2 separate regions of the Homo sapiens genome follow, and region 2 is linked to region 1. The links are chromatin contacts, found by Hi-C in ENCODE. All regions are on one chromosome and are shown on one strand. The core of a region is the stretch at or near the end of the contact, and the rest is flanking DNA. Distances in the headings are between cores, read along the strand shown.

Region 1 (2,649 bases), core at 40-2,539:
CCAGGCCCTGGCCACCTGCTCTGAATCATTGAGGAATTTCAGCCGTAGCACGAGGGGCTCCTGCGGGGAGTCCGGGGCTGGCGGTGTTGCTGTGAACCCCGTGCTGGGCTCTGGCTGTGCAGCTTGACCTCTGTGTCTCAGGCTGGGGGTCTCTGCCCCTGGGGCCTCCCCTCTCATGCTGTCGGTAGCTGCCATGGCTGCGCTGGGCTGGGATGGCGTTGGGGTCCCTGACGGCTGGGGCAGTGGGTCCCCGCCCTCAGCGGTGTGCGTTGAGACCCAGGCAAGGGCCAGCACCAGAAGGCAGGCAAGCACCGAGAAAAGGACGGTCACCTCATCACCCACCCCTTCAATCAGGGTCATGGCGCCTGCCTTGCCCGCCGCGCTACCGAGCTGGAGAGGCACAAAGAGCCCGTGAGGCCCGGGCCCCCTGGCCAGGAGCCCTGGAACCTCCACAGGGTCCTGCCCTCACCCCACCGCGACGCTCCCACCGTCCTCAGCCTCCGTCCCCTCACCCACCCCAGGGTACCGGCTTCTCTGCCTCCCAGTCGCCCCAAACTTGCCTCCGGGTGCCCCTTCCCATCGCCGAATCCCAAGTCCTAACTTTCTGTCATCTGAGCTCGAGGTCTTCAACCAGCTCCCAACTCACCCAAACCCTATCCCAAGGTAAGGGCCTAAGCAACGCCTCTCCTAAACTTCACCCCAACCAAACTTCACCCCCAAGCGTATCTATTCTCCTGCCCACTTCACCCCAGTGTGTCTACTCCTTCACCGACTTCACCCCAGGCTCATCTACTCCGCTGCTAAAGTTTCTAAGAGGTGGGGGTAGAGCCTCTGTGCCCCCACCCCCGCCCCCCGCGTTACGGTTCACCTAAACCCCACCCGCGGCACAGGACTGCTTCCCAGGCTTCCCCCACAGCAAACGTCAAACTCCGCCCCTGGGCAATCTGGAGCCACCGAGCGTCACCACCCACCCAGCTCGGCCCCCTCCAGGTCCCCTCAACCCCACTCCGCGGAGGACTAACTCCGCGCCTCCTCTGGAAGTCTCTCCAAGCCCCCCGGGCTGCCTGACCCCAGATCCCGCCCGGAATCCGAGACTTCACGTTCCCCACCCCCACCTCTCATCACCCCTCCCACCTTCCCGCCCCCCGAAGCCGCAGGAGGGCACGGCGATCCCGGCCCGACCGGGGCCCTGGGCGGCGGGGTGGGCGCGGTCACGGCGCGGGGACTCACCGCCCGGCTCCCCCAGCTCCATCGCGGCCCCTCGGGCACTTCCGGGCGGGAGGCGCGGAGGTCGCAGGCACCTGAAGCACCCCTCCTTCCCCGCCGCCGCGGCCCGGGGCATTGTGGAACTTGTAGTCCGGCGCCGCGCTGTCCCCGCCCTCCGCCCTGCGGACCCACGTGTGGGGCTCCACCCGCGGTTCTCTGCGCCTGCAGATCGCGAAGGGGCTGGCGGGGGCGGTTTTGGGGGTTGTGCTACCCCCTAGAGGTTTGGGCGGCAGCAGCGTCCGCCCCCTCCCCTGCCAACAGCCAGGGCATCTATCACACCAGACACCGACGTCAGCTGGAGCACGTCAGAGTACCCGTGTTCGTGATGCAGTGTGGAAGGCTCTGAGGAACTCAGGTGGCCCCTACTGTTATGTCAGAGTGGACGCCAGAAGGCACTTTGGCCACCAAAATTAATTCTTCAGCCCAGAGCCCAATATCCATGGGCTGCCCCACCAGGCTGGCTAGGGATACCCATCCTCAGGGCTGCCCCTTTCCTTGGTCCCCTCCTCCACCTTCGGGACTCCACAGCCCCTTCAGGGCTGTGGAAGAAGCATAGACCTTGGAACCTGGCAGAAATCCTGATCCCTTATCTTGTGCTTCTCAGCTATATGACCTTGGGTGGGTTATTGAATCTCTCTGAACATTAATTTCTTCCTCTCTAAAACACACCTCGTAAGTCAATCATAAGGAAGAAATTAGATGTTTTATTAAAAAGTGTAAAAACTAAGGTACATGTCACACAGTAGCTATTCGCTCACCTCCACCCAAACCTGGTCTCAGGAGTCGGGTCTTTGGTGTGTTACTGTGTGGATGGCATTGAATCCCAGGCCTGTGGATATCTGGATTTTTCCCTCTGGGCTCCTGTAGCCACAGAGATCTCACATCCTGGTTTTTACAGGCCAGTCTTGATTTAAAATAATCTATCCTAGTCTTCCCATGGTTCTTGCCTACTGTGGGAGCAAGTGGCCCAAATATTGCCTTAGGAATGTCAGTCTAGATTGATACCATACAGAACTAACCTACCTCTAGTTCCATCCCTCCTGTTCATTCATTTATTCTACTAACATATTTTTTAAAAGATGTACTATGGCCAGGCGCAGTGGCTCACGCCTGTAATCCTGGCACTTTGGGAGCCAAGGCAGGCGGATCACTGAGTTCGAGACCAGCCTGGCCAACATGGTAAAACCCTGTCTCTACAAAAAAAAATACAAAAATTAGCTGGGCGTGGTGGCGGGCGCCTGTAATCCCAGCTACTCGGGAGGCTGAGGCAGGAGAATCATTTGAATGCGGGAGGTGGAGGTTGCAGTGAGCTGAGATCGAGTCACTGCACTCCAGCCTGGGTGACAGAGTGAGACTCCGTCTCAAAAAAAATTACACACACAC
Region 2 (2,649 bases), core at 53-2,552, 390 kb after region 1:
TCCATTTTAATGTTGAAGTTTTTAAATGTATGTTATGTTGCCAGCTGGAAAAATGTAAAATGTCACAGACTCACCATTTTAACATAACATAAAATGAACACAAAGAACTCCTGTTTTTTCCTAGCAATCCATTCACATGTGCATACATCTGACACTCAGCAACCCTGACTGAGGATATTCAAAGTGAAACAGGTAAGGCATTCAAACGGAAAGCCTACCACTGGGCTGAGAAACCACATAAATGCAAATTTTAATCACCCAACTCATTCAGCAAAGAACCAACTGTTTACATTACAACTTGAACAGCTTTTCCTAGAGTGCCCTAGTACATTCAGCCTGCTCCTGTGTTCTTTCCTAGGTACATACATTCTCTGGGTGATGCCAGTATCTCTTGGCTTTCAATCAGATCAATGAGCCGATGACTCTAGGATGGAGGTGGCTCTCACCGGGAAGGGGATCTGAGATGTCATAATGATCACTTGAAATCTGCCACAGCAGGATTATTTATACCACTGACTGCTGGCAAATGGCCACAAATCATTTTCCACCCTCCCCCAAAAAACCCATGCAAACATCTGCCAGCACATCACTGGCTCTACTTTCAAATCCTACCTAGAATCTGACGGCTTCTCACTCCCCTCCACTGCTGCCGCTGAGGTGTGAATTCCTGGCCCAAGTCTGCCTGCATCAGTTCCACAGCCCCAACCCTTCCCCGCCACCCCTGCTCAGCACAGCAACCAGAGGACTCTGCTGCAGCAGATGGACGGTGCCTGGTTCAACATCCTCTGATGGGTGGCCATCTTTACTCGGCCCCAGTGACTCTCAAGCCGCAAACTTCTGACCTCGTGATCCGCCTGCCTCGGCCTCCCAAAGTGCTGGGATTACAGGCGTGAGCCACCACACCCAGCCTCAAATGTCACTTCTTACACCTCTTCTGTTTACCCTAAATGACAAATTTCCTTTCCATTTCTTACCCCTTCCGTACTTTATTTTTCTTGGCAGCATGGTCACAGACATCCTATCTCGCATGTGTGTCGTTTTACTGTTTGTCTCCCACACCAGAAATAATAGGTCCGCAAGGGCAGGGATTTGTCTGCTTTGTTCATGATTGCATCACAAGCTTCAGAATAAGTTAGCTTGTTGAATGAATTACACACTGTGCTATTTTAAACGATGTGTGCTGTCATTTGATAAAAACAAAAATGAAATTTAACCCCCCTACAAGCTCGCTGTGGGTCAACAAATGGGATATGGGTGTCCTAAGGACCTGCGGTTGCATTACAGAACCACGGTTTCCTCCGCATGCTGTATTTGCCTATCTTTAAAAGTGTCGCCACTTGGGCAAAAATACAGTACCCTGTCACGTGAGAAACAGCTGAAAGAACTAGGACTGTGTGGCAGGCAGCTTGGAGCCGGCTCCCAGATCTCCTGCTCTCCTAGTGGCCACACTGTGTGTCATCTCCCTGCATGGACCTAGTGACGTGCGTCTAATGAACAGAATATGGCAAAGGTGATGGAATGTCCCTTTTGCGGTTAGGTTATAAAAGACAGTGGCTTGTCATGCAGGAAATTCCCTGGCTCTCTTGTGCACCTGCCCCAATGAAGTGAAGCACCTGGCAAGGAGCAGAGGGCAGCCTCAGGCCAGCGGCCAGCAAGGAACTAAGAAGCTCAGTCCAACAACTTGCAAGAAACTCAACCCTGTCAAGAGCCACGTGAACACGCTGGGAAACATCTTCCCCCAGGCAAGCCTTCAGATGGGACTGCAGCCCCTGCTGATACCCACACTGTGGCTCTGAGAGACTGAAGCAGAGGACACAGCTAGGCCACACCCAGATTCCTGACCCACAAAAACTGTGAGATCATAAATGTGTACTGTTCTAAGTGGCTAAATTTCTTGAGATCACTGATTTTCTGAATCAAACTGGTTGATTCGGAAAGTTTTACTGACGTATTTCTTGGATATTCATAAATATTTGTGTATTCAGCATACAGATTTCTAAAAAACAAAACACCACTCTTCTCATACTCCCTCATGTCTCAAATTTGAGAATGCTGATTAAACTACGAGCTACTAGAAAAAAAAGGCATTATTTAAAACAGCCCCATTTGTTCCCAAACCCACTTATGCCAGTTAAATTCATCATAGTCATAATTTATGTTGCAAACTTTTGAAGTATGTGTAGACAGAGTTTTGTTTGTCTGAAAACTAGAAGTTGAATACTGTGAGTTGATCTACTAAAAACGGTGCTCCTTAATAAGGTGTGCCAAACCAACTGAAAAAGACTGGTGGGGAAAATCACAGCAATCTAAATAGTTGAGGTGTAGACTGTTTCCCAAGCATCTCACTCGGAAGAAACCGAACCAGAAGTCATAATGGACAAATCGTGGATGTAGTCATACTGAACAGCAGTGGGTGAACTCATATTCAAAGATGACAATTTGAAAATTTCACAAGATGAGTGACTGAATGTATATTTATGCTTTAAAACAAAACACTGGAGATTGACATCACCTTTCCGATTTTTTTTCCCTTTAACCAGTGTTGTTTTTTTGTTTTTTTTTTGAGACACAGCCTTGCTTTGTCGCTCAGGCTGAAGTGCAATGGCATGATTTCAGCTCATGATACAGTCTCCGCCTCCCAGGTTCAAG

Evidence for each region. A loop is a pair of places that touch in the nucleus more often than their neighbours do. Pooled maps may share reads with other maps.
Region 2: a map with no recorded cell type shows a loop between it and region 1 (10-fold over the local background). The contact joins the enhancer-like site here to the promoter of TMUB1 in region 1. A Hi-C loop is called at or near these places in 5 of 37 single-sample maps with no recorded cell type and 5 of 50 pooled maps.

Annotation. Positions count from the first base shown.
Region 1 is chr7:151,082,204-151,084,852 of GRCh38, forward strand. TMUB1 (transmembrane and ubiquitin like domain containing 1) reads right to left here and starts at 1,290. Exons shown (of 3, transcript NM_001136044.2): 1 at 1,231-1,290; 2 at 1-390. The coding sequence starts at 360. RefSeq lists a silencer at 1,054-1,443.
Region 2 is chr7:151,471,634-151,474,282 of GRCh38, forward strand. The region is part of intron 4 of RHEB (Ras homolog, mTORC1 binding); the gene reads right to left. Among named protein-coding and RNA genes, the nearest start is that of CRYGN, 33 kb to the left of the region's middle. RefSeq lists a silencer at 163-212 and an enhancer at 1,433-1,692. Within about 2 kb of position 1,303, at least 5 of the 41 ENCODE cell types and tissues checked have a DNase peak (open chromatin) inside an H3K27ac peak, as active enhancers do.